3 separate regions of the Homo sapiens genome follow, and all the other regions are linked to region 2. A link is a contact called in ENCODE Hi-C or POLR2A ChIA-PET data. All regions are on one chromosome and are shown on one strand. The core of a region is the stretch at or near the end of the contact, and the rest is flanking DNA. Distances in the headings are between cores, read along the strand shown.

What was found. A loop is a pair of places that touch in the nucleus more often than their neighbours do. ChIA-PET counts read pairs that join two places held with the same protein, here RNA polymerase II (POLR2A). Pooled maps may share reads with other maps.
Region 1: a map of gastrocnemius medialis shows a loop between it and region 2 (3-fold over the local background). The contact joins two enhancer-like sites. A Hi-C loop is called at or near these places in 8 of 168 maps with a recorded cell type or tissue (CD4-positive, alpha-beta memory T cell, Calu3, IMR-90 and 5 more), 1 of 37 single-sample maps with no recorded cell type and 18 of 50 pooled maps.
Region 3: a map of prostate gland shows a loop between it and region 2 (4-fold over the local background). The contact joins two enhancer-like sites. A Hi-C loop is called at or near these places in 7 of 168 maps with a recorded cell type or tissue (IMR-90, ascending aorta, chondrocyte and 4 more) and 17 of 50 pooled maps. POLR2A ChIA-PET finds 5 or more read pairs at or near these places in 6 of 52 experiments (AG04450, BJ, IMR-90 and 3 more).

Annotation. Positions count from the first base shown.
Region 1 is chr2:109,509,476-109,513,516 of GRCh38, forward strand. It overlaps a transcript of RANBP2 not described here. Among named protein-coding and RNA genes, the nearest start is that of SEPTIN10, 100 kb to the right of the region's middle. Within about 2 kb of position 1,800, at least 2 of the 41 ENCODE cell types and tissues checked have a DNase peak (open chromatin) inside an H3K27ac peak, as active enhancers do; they include gastrocnemius medialis, where a contact is called at or near this core.
Region 2 is chr2:109,316,604-109,320,676 of GRCh38, forward strand. The region is part of intron 1 of SH3RF3 (SH3 domain containing ring finger 3); the gene reads left to right. It also overlaps a transcript of RANBP2 not described here. Among named protein-coding and RNA genes, the nearest start is that of MIR4266, 5.0 kb to the left of the region's middle. RefSeq lists enhancers at 266-1,255, 1,256-2,244. Within about 2 kb of position 1,893, at least 23 of the 41 ENCODE cell types and tissues checked have a DNase peak (open chromatin) inside an H3K27ac peak, as active enhancers do; they include IMR-90, ascending aorta, gastrocnemius medialis and 4 more, where a contact is called at or near this core.
Region 3 is chr2:109,171,875-109,176,491 of GRCh38, forward strand. The region is part of intron 1 of SH3RF3 (SH3 domain containing ring finger 3); the gene reads left to right. It also overlaps a transcript of RANBP2 not described here. Among named protein-coding and RNA genes, the nearest start is that of MIR4265, 33 kb to the left of the region's middle. Within about 2 kb of position 1,582, at least 22 of the 41 ENCODE cell types and tissues checked have a DNase peak (open chromatin) inside an H3K27ac peak, as active enhancers do; they include IMR-90, ascending aorta, heart right ventricle and 3 more, where a contact is called at or near this core.

The sequences.
Region 1 (4,041 bases), core at 550-3,049, 190 kb after region 2:
TCCTCACTCTGTCAAGCAGCTGTGGCGGGTCGTCTTGCCCGGATTCATCTCTGTGCGTCTGTATCCAGTGTTCCTCTTCTTTTTAAAATGAATTTGTGTAAATTTATGGGGTGCAATTTTGTTACATGCCATAGTGGTCAAGTCAGGAGTTTTAGTGTATCCATCACCCGAATAACATACATGACATGTCCCCTTTAAGCAATTTCTCATCCTCCACCCCCTGCACCCTCACCCTTCTCACAAGGACACCAGTCAGGCCAGATTAGGCCCACCAATGGACTCATTTTAATTTAATCTCCAAGCAGAGACACACGCTGAGGCACTGGGGGCTAGGACTTCAACATATGAATTTTCGGGGAACATAATTCAGCCCATGTGCCTGTGCTCATGGAGACCAGGTCATAATGAAGTCAAAAGTTAAATTAATCAAAATAACTAGGCGATAGCTACCGGGCAAATACTATAGGGCAAAGTACTAAGGGATCGCAGGAAACTCTTATCTAGTTGGAGAGGTGAGGGGCATGGAGGGCCACTTAGAGGGTGTCCGGGTCTTATCTGGACCTCCACACTGTAGTCTTGTTTAGAAATTCACAAGGCAGGAAGAGGGGAAAGAATGTTCGGTTGGCGGGAACGGTGTGTGTGCACACCCCAACCCGAGGCTGGGGAGAGCTTGGCAGGATCAAGAAACTGAGGGAGCCCAGAGCAGGTGTGGAGGAGAGGGCTGAGGTGAGAATGGCCAGGGGTAGGTCTCTGAGCCTTCCAGGCCAGAAGCAGGAGGCAGTGTTTCCTGGGCTCTCAAGGGGTGTTTAGATGCAAACTGTGTCGGGAGCTCCCTCTGTTGGTGGCACAGGGAATGGCTCGTATGAATGTGGGAAGCTGGCACAGCAGATGCTGGGCAAAGGGCAAGGCGTCTCTGCCAAGGGGGCGGTGAGGGCATGTGGGGGAGCAGACAGCCCCGAGGGTCCTTTGACAAGTCAGTCCGATGTGGAGGCCGAGGGGAAGCCTTCCACATGTCCTAGAGGGAAACCCCGAGGTAGCTCTTCTCACATTTGTGCAGTGACTACCAGACTGAAGGAACCCCGGTTCCATCCTCACCCTCTGCAGCCCAGAGGGCTGATGGGGTCCAGGGCTTCATTTCTGTTCCTAGCCGGGACCAGGGGCTCTGAGCACCCACAGCCCCTTCCCAACAAAACAGCCACTTGTGTGTGCCATGGGGTGACCCCTCCTCCCTGCCCAGCCTGGGCTGGGGAAGGGCCCCGTCTGACCAGGAGCTGGCCTCCTCCAGCTAAAGCCAGGGTGAGCAGAGTGGGGCCCATGCTGGGTGACTGCAACAAAAGCAAGAGAGGCTTTCCTGCAGGGGAAGCGGCAGAGAGCAAAGGTGGGACGGGTGGCCGGAGCTATGGGGAGTGGGCCCTTCCAGGAGCCCCTGGCCTCCTCGTGGGTGCTGAAGATGGCAAGTGCGTGTTAAGCATGTACTAAGCCCACCCTCTGCGCCCGCCCCATGCTTAGCACTCTACATCCATTGCCTCGTTTTTGTCCTCACATCAGGCTTATGAAGTAGGAATTATGACCATGCAATTTCACAGATGGGGAAACTGAGGCAGAGAGCAGTTAACCAACTCGCCTCAGGAAGGGGCAAAGAGGTGCGGCACCTAGGATTCAAGCACTGGCAGTCTGGCTCCAAAGGCCGCACTCCTAACTCCTCAGCCTGTTCTTGGCCTCGGGAGGCCTGGCTGATGTCAGGGCCATTGACACTTGTCCCTGTCTGACTTGCTGTGACAGTGCTCCCTGAAGCCTGACTCGGGACTGGAGAATGAGGTCCCACAGCCACAACAAGTTCTCAGCTGTCCTCTGTGGCCTCTGATGACAGCACCAGGTGGCCCAGTATACCACATGCCCCCATCTGGTGACAACATACTCTTTGATCAAAAAGAACAAAAAGTTCTCCCGCAATCCAGTGTGCCTCTGGTCAGGCCTACAGGCTGGCAATTGGTGGCCTTAGGGGTGGTGTCCTTGCAGTCAGGCTGGGAGAACCTGCCCACCTGAAGGTGCCTGGACCACATGGCAATCAGCTAAGGCCAACCACTGTTGTGGCAAGGCTCAGATCACCTGCAGAAGGTGGGAGCCTGCAGGGAGGAATAGGGAGGGGCACAAGCCCTGGGGTCAGGGGCAGGTTCTAGCCCTGCTTCTGCCTCCAGCTGGCTTTGTGACCCAACGTGAGACCAGGGCCAGGGCTGGCCATCTACTGTAAGTCTTTTCTATGGAATTGCTCCACAAGTCCTTGTCCACACCCTCCCTGCATTTTCATGGCTGCTGCCCCATGCCCCCAAATAAGGAATGGGGGGTGGACAGAGAGAGAGGTGAGGTCCTGCATCCTGGGAGAGCACACCCAGGAGGCCGAGGTGGGGGTGGCCCATGTGTGCCTCCTGGCACCCAGTGTGGTGCTGCCCACAGCAGGTGCCGATGCACACGTACTGCAGAATTGCCCTAGATGGTGTTGCTGCCCAGAGGACTCTGGGACTCCCAAGTGGGAGTTGAGCTGAGTGCCAGACCCATCTCCAGGGCACACAGGAGTCCCATCATGTGTGATAATAAGCTTTCTCTACAACTCTAGTGGGGGCTGTGATATCTGTCTCAACATCCAAACACTTTTAGGGGGCTTGTCCGCCCTCCTCGGCCTGCTGGAAACTCTCTTCCTGGCTCTGGCCTGGGACCCTGGCCCTCCTCCTGCTGGGCCCTGGCCCCACTGTCCTTTGCTGCATGCATGCCTTGGTGACTGACGTGTGGGCCCCATGTGTCCCGGCCCTCCCTGCCCTGCATCCCTGCTGCTCCCAGGGTGCCCTCAGTGTGTCCTTCCTCCTTCTTCTGATGCCCAGCAAACCACCTGATGTGCTGCAGCTGATTTCACCTCTCACTGTGGCCTCCGCCACCCTCCTGCCCCCTCCTGAGTCAAGCTCCAGGTATGCCCAGGGATGGTCCCAGGCTGCCTGGGGGTCCACTCTGTACCGCGCTGGGCACCCAGGGATTTTAACATCACAAGTCCCCTCGCTACCCTCCCTGGTCTACTGCATCTGCCTCCTGGTCTCCTGGTCTTCACTGTGTGTCTCTCTATCTACACTCCAGGTTTTTCTGGGACATTCTTGACTAGACCCGGCTTGCTGGGCCTCGTGGGAGGCAAGTCAGCCACAGAGGCTGAGCAAGAAAGAGAAGCCGGGCAGGCTGGGCACCCTGGAGAGCCCTCAGGTAGCATCTTTGACTTTCCCCCTCCCAGGTGCTCCTGTCTCTCCCAGAGCCTCCACCCTGGGTGCCCCAAGACCTAAGACCCCTCACATGACTCTGACCCTGACCCCTCCTCACCCCCTCCTGGGCCAGCAAGGGAGCAGCCGCCTGCTATTCACCTCCAGTTCTTCAGGTCCACCATGACTTTGGCCATTGCCATGGCAACCATCTTGCACGTGGGTGGCCTGGCAGCCTCTTTCTGTCCTGGGTGGCTTCTCAGTCACCTAAGGGAGGGAAACCTGCAAGAGCCCACACAATACTTTCCCCTGCACAGAGCTGAAGGTGCAAGGCCCGAAGGAGCCAGCGGACGGATGTGCTGCCCTTCCTGGGGCAGTTCTGAGGCACCCCATGCCATGCCACCCCAGCTCCTTCCCTGGCACAATGCCCCGACCTTCCACTCCCGTGCCCTGGAATTTCTTCCCAAAAGAAAGCACCTGCACAGTAGACCTGTCTCAGCACCCAGGCCCCATGGATTCACACCTGACACACCACACACACCTCATGTGCATGCACACACATCCCACATGCACACACCCCACACATGTACACATGCATGCATATACTCCACATGCACACACCTCACACATGTACACATGCATGCACACACCTCCCGTATGCACACACTTCACACATGTACACATGCATGCACATACTCCACATGCATACACACTATATGCACACCACACACATCACACACGTGCACATATAGACACTCCACATGTACACACACCACATGTACACACACCACATGTACACACACCA
Region 2 (4,073 bases), core at 643-3,142:
AATTCCCATAGACCTCCTGCCCCGCCCCCATGTGCAGCCTTTCCATCAGCATCAGCCACCAGAGTGGTGTCACATTAGGGTTTACTCTTGGTGTTGGACATTCCACGGGTTTGGACAAATCTATAATGCGATGTATCCACCATTAGAGTTTCACACTCAGTACTTTCCCTGCCCTTAAAAATCCATGTGCTCTATCTGGTTATCCCTCCCTGGCCTCACCCTCTGGCTGCCGTGGGTCTTTGTACTGTCGCTGTAGTTCTGCGTTCTCCAGAACATCATACAGTTGGAAGTATACAGTGCGTAGCCTTTTCAGACTGGCTTCTCTCTCTTAGTAATTCATGTTTGAGGTTCCTCCATGTCTTTTCATGGCTTCATAGTTGATTTCTTTTTATCACTGAATAACACTCCATTGTCTGGGTGGACCCCAGTTTGTTTATCCACTCACCTCCTGAGGCTATCTTGGTGGCTTCCGCATTCTGGCAGTTATGAATAAAGCTGCTCTAAACTTTCATGAGTGGGTTTCTCATGAAATGTTTTCATGAGATGTAAGTTTCATGAAATGTTTTGTGGATGTAAGTTTTCATGGTGTTGGGGTTTTCGGGACCCCAGCTTACCTCCCACCCGGATGGAATCTCCTAGTGTAGCATTTCCTGCTTGTGCACAGATAGCGTCAAGTCTTGCCCATGGTGACAGGGCGACAGCAATGCCTGTCCCTGAGGGGGCGTCTGTGGGCAGGTGGGCAGGTGCCGCCCCAGCCCCAGGGGGTGGAGGAGAGTCCAGAGGTCTGGGGCTCTTTTTCCCTGTTAGCGCTCAGAAGGGACACTGTCTACTCCATGCTGGGGAGGCCCAGCCCCCCACCCTGCTCTTCCCCTGGGTCTGGGAGGCATAGCTCTGGCAGCAGCCCCGTTCACAGCAGGGACTTGGTTCTAGGTCTCGTTCTGCCGGGCCTGCCTCATCTCTTTCCCTGCTCCTTCTGAGGTACAGAACAGTCAAAGTCCACCTTGGTTTCTGTGACTTGCTGGGCCTGGAAAAAGAGAACTGGCTGAGTTTAAATGACTTCAGGTACATAAATATTAGTTGCTGCAGTTTCTCCACCACGGAATCACAGTGAGGTCAGTGTGGAGTGCGAGGGTGCCTCCCTGTGAACAGGCTTCTGCTCGTGAGTGCCTTTGTAGTGTCCTGGTGCTAACTGGGGATGTATCCTAGGACTTTAAGAACTAGCGCATCCGTCTTGGGTCAGGTTTCTCAGGAAGGCACATAACTGGAGTCCCAGCCAAGAGGAAAGATGTATGTGGCCAGCAGCAGCTCGCTGGCTGCACCGCTGAGGGGACTCGCACAACTCTGCCGCTTGTCCTGATGGATTCTGTGGCAAAGGCCAAGGATGGCCTGCATCTGAACGGAAGGCCAGGCATTAAAAAGCAAAGGGCAGGGAGGATCATCGTGATCCTTTCTCTCCTCTGTTTTTCTAAGCCATGAGCACGCTGAATTTCAGTACGCAAAAAAAAAAAGCCCCCTTTAAGCAGAAAAACCATTCTAGGGACATTGAGAGACTAGAAATCCTTGCCTAATTTCAGATTAAGCAAAACATAAGCATTTGGCAAATGCCGAGATTGTAAAGTTGTGCAAGCAGAAGAATCACTTTGAAATTTGAGCGCAGCCCCAGATGTTCGGGAGCATTTCCATGCGACTGCTCCTCCTAGCGTGACTGGCTGGTGCCTCCCGGCCCCCAGCCCGGTCCCCAGTGCTTGTCCTCTGCCCACTCGCTGCACAGACCTGGGGTGAGGAAGAAATGCCGCCGAGCGCCAGAAGATTAGGAGGGAATTGTGTGAGGCCTCCTCTCAAAGCCAGGGTGGCTCTCGGCATACGCGTTTATCTGAGTGACTGAATCATAGCACAATCATTTTGGCGACCGTGGGATAAACGCTGTGAGAGAACTGTGGTTTGTCCTTGCGGGTGTGTTGGTTCAAAGTCATGTGAGTAGAGCCAGCTCCTGAGGGGATCGTCTCATGCTCACACTGGGGGCAGCATTTGTCTCTTGTCAGCTGTGAGATCAGAGTCCTAGGGAAGCCAGAATGGTCTCTCAGATCATGCCCTGGCCAGAATCCGGGGCTGCCCTGGCCAGCCGCCAGATACTGACCCTTCTGGTCTCATCCAATCTAAAGACAAAGCATGAAAGCCCAGCCCTGACGAGCTCTGGCCTGAGGCCACCCATCCACTCAGAGGCAGACATTGGCTTGGAGAAGAAAGAGGGATGAACTTCTGGAACCAAAGCCAGCTGGAATTCCTTGCCTCTGGTAGGTGAGCCAAGTGAATTCAATATGTAATGAAACTGTACTTCATAACTTCCCTGAGAACATTTGTATTTCAAGTGTCTGTCCCAGAACAGATCAAAGCCCTCTGCTAACTGGGATTACAGATGGGAAAGGAGTGGCTCTCCATCGATCCTGGTGTTTGTATCCTGCCTGGAACAGCTCACTTTAGGGACAGCAGCTGCTTGTAGGTGTCTGCAGAAGAGGCACTCCCATCTCTGCCTAGATGGGGGCATGGCTTAGTAACTCTCCAGTACCCTGTTCTTGGCTGTCGCCCTGTATATGCCAGATAGTGACAGTGGCATCGTTTTGCAGGACCAAGTGTTAAGCTTGCTGCATTTTTTGGAGTTGAGAAAGAGTTGGTTCCTGGCATCGTGATATGAACTCTACATTTATTTCCCCTCTTCCTAAGCCAGTGCAGGTTAGTTGACTGCAAAGAGACAATGTCCTGAGCTGTGTCTGCCTGTGGGCTCAGTGGGGTCCCGGGGATCACCCAGGCATCCTTTTCAGCCTGCTGGGCTGAAAGCTTGGATTTACAAGTGATTCGTTTTCTTACTCTTGCACTTCTGCTGGGGTAGTGACGGTGGTCAAGAGAAACACATGTTAGTACAGATGTGTATTCTGAGTGAGAGGGGGCTCACAGGGCTGAAAACAAGCCCAGTGGGGCTCGTTCCAGAACAGAAAGCCCCACACTCCCCCATCTTCTCTTATCATCCCTGTTGTTTTTAAACATTCCCCTTATCATCTCCTCCTCTCTTTTTAAAGTGTGCGATCTTGAAGAGTGCCGTGCCGGAGCCAAATGGTGTGGGCAGGTGCAGCCTGCCTGCCCCCAGCCTGTCCAGGCCGTGTGTGGCTGTTTCCCTTCACTGCCCAGTCCAATCTGGAGCTTTTTCCAGCCAAACAAAGGCACCTCTGTCCCCTTAGAGGAAAGAGAGCCAGTAGGAGTATCAGCCCATTTGCCCTGCATTTGGGACCTAGAAATCCCCCGGTGGTTACATCTGGGGTCCCTCCTTGCAGGGGCAAGGTGAACGAGCTGCTGTGAGAAGTAAGAGAAGTCAGAGTGGGTGATGGAGAGTGGGGGGTGCTATTCTGGAGGTTCCCAGCTGGAGCTGTTTCCATTCTAGGTCTTCACGGAGCTACTTCCTCGAAGCTGGGGGTGGCCTCTTATGGTCCCTTCCTTAGGCCTGGAACCAAGTCCTACTAGTGCTCCTGTAAAGCCTGTAGAAGCAACACAACTCTTCTCTCACCCCAGTTCTCATGGCCGTCACAGCCCTCGGCTTGCCTCTGCTCGGCTCATTGACTCTAATTCCATTTTTGAGGGCTGCTTTCCGGGCAGAGGAGGGCGGTGGGAATGAGAGCAGAGGTTTCCTTCCTGTTCTCTGCACAGCAGCCAGTGGCCACCTGGACTAGAGAGGGAGGTACAGGCCCTCACCCTTTCCCAAGCCCACCTGAGCAGCAGGTACAACGTTTGATCTCACCACAGTGAGTGCAAAACCATCCTTCCTGCTGGAACCACCGCAGGCGCCCATCCTCGGCAGTGAGCCACAACTTCCTCCTCACGTCTTCTTAACCAAGGCCAGTTATACCCTTTCATGCTCAAAGGGAGGCTGTCCTACCTGCTGGATACATGTTTGTTATCTGGGAGAAGTTTAGGCCTCTCCCCACCTAATCAGAATGTCTAAACCCTCTGCTTACTAGGTCACCAAAATCAGTGCTGGATTCCAGCTCTATAACACCCAATATGCACAACTGTTGTTCTTGTAA
Region 3 (4,617 bases), core at 332-2,831, 150 kb before region 2:
CTTTGAAACTCCCATTCTGTGTTCCCATAAAGGGCATGCATGTGCCGAGCCCAGCCTTGACTCCCTCCTTTCGCTGTGGTGAGCTTGTTTATTTTCAGCGTGATTCTCAGCTGAGTCGCCCGTTTCCCAATAAAAGGCAGGGCCCAGCACTGTGGGCTCCATGAGGGCCTGTTTGGTTGCTTGGTTTGGAGCACGAGGGAAAACTTGATATGCACGTCATTTCCCAGTTCCAGGCAATGACCTGGGGCAGAGCGGGTGGGGAGCAGGTCTCCCGGAGCCATCTGGAATATGCCGATGAGTGAGCTGTGCATTAGCTCTCAGACCAGGGTCCTCTGGCAGCCAGGCCTCTGAGCACAGCGTCTGAAGTATCAGCCGCCACAGGGATCTGTGGGCAACAGCTGCGTGTGGCCTGTGCTGTTTCTCTCCTGACAAGGACCTTGCAAACAGCGTGGAAATGCGCGAGCCAGCGGTCAAACCCCTCTTCACCATGCACGGAGCTCAGCCGTCCTCTCCCTGCTCCTGGAGGTCTTCCTTTTTCTGTGACTGTAACCTAAAAACATTAAAATACGTTTATTGAGATAGCAAACTTTTATCCTCTTGGTGTTTGCAGTGAAAATAGTCCTTAATGGTGTAATTTTCCTTTCTTACCTCCCTCCGCTTGTCCCGTCCTAGCTCTTGTTATTCCAAACAGTGTGGATTATTGGGCTGCACCTGGCCACCCAGGCTGGTGTTTTGAATCAGCAGCATCACCTCTCCGGAGCCCATAGCAGGAAGCAATTGTTTGGGATCTGATACTGCTGGGCTCTCATTTTCCTTGTCTTAGAAATGGGGACACATGTCTGCCCATGTTGAGCTCTGGCAGGGATGCTGGACTTTTTGTCCTAGCTAAGAAACCAAACTGCATGTGGGTTACGGAAGTGGTCTAAGTTTCCCAGTGCCAGCACGAAGCCTCGACTGGTGAGTATTGTAGAAGAGCACTGCCTTAGCTGAGTCCAGTATTTCTCTTCCAAAATAAACGTGCATGTTCAAAGCAATTGCTTGTCTGTGGGTATAACTGTTGTGTGACTGGTAGCTGTGGGAACACACTGAGTGTCATGTATGACCTTGCGCTTGTCTTCACGCAGATGTCAGTAAGACTTCCAAAGTCTGTGTTGGTCATCCCTGGGTGGTGGGATTTAAGGGAAAATTTTACTTTCTTCTTCATGTTTTCTGATCTATTTAAGTTTCAATAAATGAACATCTTTTTTTAACTCAAATTTTAAAAATTTGTAACTTCTAGGGCTTTGGAATCTTTTTTTCTTCATGGAAATCGAACACAGACTGAGTCATGGTTCTTAGAATTCTGTAATTATCAAGTTGAAAAGAACCTTAAGAATTGTCTGGCTCAGAACCTGGGATTGAGATGAGAGGCTCCTGAGCCTGCACTTGCGTTTTCTCCTCAGACTCTCCTTCCTGTGCTCTGCCCGTTATCAACCGAGCCGTCCCTGCCTGGGTTGTCTATCGTGTGACTGTTTCAGATAAAGGCGGGTTATCTTGGTTTGGAAGAATTCGGATAAATGACATAGTTCTTCATTGCCTCTCCAGTTGACTCTGCCTTACCCACAGGCAGATTTAAGGCTGGGGTTGGCACACTGCCTGCAGGCTATGTATTGTCTGTGGCTGCCTAACAACAGAGCTCTAACAGCAGAGCTGGTGGCTGCGGGGAAGGCCACACAGACCCCGCAGCCTGCAGTGGTTACCGTCTGGCCCTTTCATGGACCCCTGCTGAGACTCATTAGACAGTGGGATGTGAGCAGGAGACCCACGGCAAAGACAGTGAATGTAAGATGGGAAATCCGCTGTCTGGAGGGGCAGTGTCTAGGGGGACCAGGGACTGTGGTAGCCTGCCTGTGGTGTGTGCTGTGAGCTCAGTGTCGGCCCCTGACCAAAGGCATGCGATGGGGCTGGAACACTGCCGTCGTCCTTGGAATTGGATGTTCAGACTCAGCTCTTTTGCTGTTGCTTCATCTGGAATGTTCTCATTAGGAATGTGAAATCCGGTGTGGGCCAATTCTTATGCCCTTTAAAGCAGATGTCGGGTTCAGGCTGTGGGCACTGAGTCCTGAGACTGGCATTGGTGGCGGAAAGCACTGGGCTCAGTCCTTGATTCAGAGAACACACAGCAGTGCGGTTTGGTGGCTGCTCCCACAGTGTCCCCATAGCCTTCCTTGCCTGTGCAGTGGCCCCAGTGGCTTCAGGACAGCAGGGCTGTGCCATAGGGCAGAGCCTCCCAACCAGAGGCTCCAGGATGTTGTGGAGTTCATGAAGGTAGCCATGGATGTCCCTGGCCATTTTACTGTTTCGAAGAGTAAGGTGGACATCACAGTTTTATCTATGACTGGGAAACACAGGCAGAGAGAAGGACTAAGTTGCTTTGTTTTGGCAAGAGGGGAGAGGAACAGACATGTGGGGATGCTTCCTGTGTACCAGACTGGGTGCTGGGTTTTTGACTTCCTTTCATTTTTTTTCTATACCATACCTCATGCAGTTGGCAGCCAATACTCCACAGCTGGGGCGTGGGTGGGACCAGAGTGGTGCCCTGATCAGAGTAGGCACCAGGCCACACTCACTTGGCTGCTGCCAGGCCCAGCCAGGGCAACGGGCAGTCCTGGAATCAAAGCCTGTGGTCTTTCTACAACAACCCATGGTGTCTGGAATTCCCTCCATTGTGGCTATGGTGTTCGTATCTAGGTGGCTGAAGCCTTGCTATGTTTGATAAGGAACAGGAAGATAAATGGTTAATAAATGTAATATATTTGGAAGATGATATTTTCAGGATAGGGCACATGCACTGAGGTGGGAGATTTTAACCCAGCGTCTTTGGAGGAAAAGTTGGAAATGATGCCTTGTGTGGCTCACTCGCTGGAGCCCTGCTGGCAGACCCATGAGGGCAGGGGCTTAGCGTGCAAGCTTCAGGGATAGGATAGCAGGAGCACAGGCAGTTTCTTTCTGCCCCTCTGTCAACATATTTCAGATTCTCTTTTAGGCTTGTCTAGCACTGATGTCATCTAATGGGGAGAGTCCTTGCATTTGCCTTAAATAGGGTATATTTAAAGAGTGATTTATACCTTTTTCCAAAACAATATATTGCCCAACTGTCTTTTGGCTTCCTTGAGTAGCCTTTATTTGAGTCGCACAGCAAAATCCCATATTTAAATGATTTTGAGATGCTGCTAAGAAGTGCATTCATGCCTACTAGTAGTCCTGGTCATTATCAGTCCCACTAAACCGGGACCTAGTCCTGGTCCAGACTAGAAATTGGAGTCCATCATTTCAGAGTCAGTGGTGACGTCAGTTTGGTGCCATGGCCTGTGGTGCTTCCTGTTTTCCTTGCCTGGCACTTGTACTTCATCCTTTCCCCTATTGGCACGCTAATCTTTGCATGGTTTTATCTTGATGAGATGTCTGAGGGGTTTGTATTTCATCCTGCAGCACAGAAACAAAGGTTAGCTCATTGAAAAGCAAACGCTGGTGAATTCAGGCACACTTGGAAATAAATGCAAACTTTTTGGCAGTCGTCTGTGTAACCAGGAAGCTTCACGAGTTGGCAGGTGGTTTCACATCTGTTTGTTCCTTTACTCAACAAGTATTAACTGAGAGCAAACAAGGATGAGCTCATGGCTCCCCTGAATGAGACCAGCACTGTGGCTGCTCAGGTGCAGGAGCTGCAAATCTGAAATCTTAGGTTATTGCTTTGGCTGAAAAGTGCAATCTCAGTGGAAACCTTATTTTTAAGGATCTCCAGAATCAGTAATAGGACACATTTTGGGTTACCTCAACTAAGGGACTTTTCTAGGTAGAGTGTACATAAAAATGAAGTAAGTAACTTTGAACAGTGTAATTGTAATCTATTGGCTTCAAAGAGAGTCTAGAGTAAGGAGTAATTCATCTTTTAACAGCTGTAAGCTGCCATGCCAGTAATAGTTTTTTAAACATGTCTTTTAGTTTTGCATCTTAATTATTTATTGGGTATGCACTAATTAATTTTTTTCCAGGGAGTTCTTTGAATATTTTATAGTAATACTTTATTTTTCTGGATCACTTGTGCTGAAGCAGATCAGAGAGCAAGCAGAAAAGATCCACGTGGTCTAATTGATATTCTGCATGTTATATCCTTGAGACTCTGTCTTCACTGGGGGCCTAGCTCCTTTGGGTTTTGGTCAGCACACTGGAAAGCCTCATTCTGTCCACCTGCATTTCCTGGGTGTCTGCCCTTTACTTGGCCCAGTGCTAAATCTTGAAAATTCAAAGGGTAATAACCAACATACAACCAGTGGGGGAAAAGCAGACTTGTGCAATGATTATTTTGTGATTCTTGAGTCAAGTAGCAATTGTAGAGTTTAATAAAATAGAAAAGGGTACAGAGGAGGAAGCCAATTAATTGAAAGGTTATTTCATTGAGGGCTGGAAGGAGGTGTTTTGAGAGAAGACAGCTGAGCAGCAGTGAGATACTCTGAGAGAACACCATGTGCAATGGAATGCTGTGTTTTTAGGAGCCCAATAGTTGCTCACAATTTCTTGATCAAAAGGCATAGGGGCCAGCCATGATGGCTCATGCCTCTAATCCTAACACTTTGT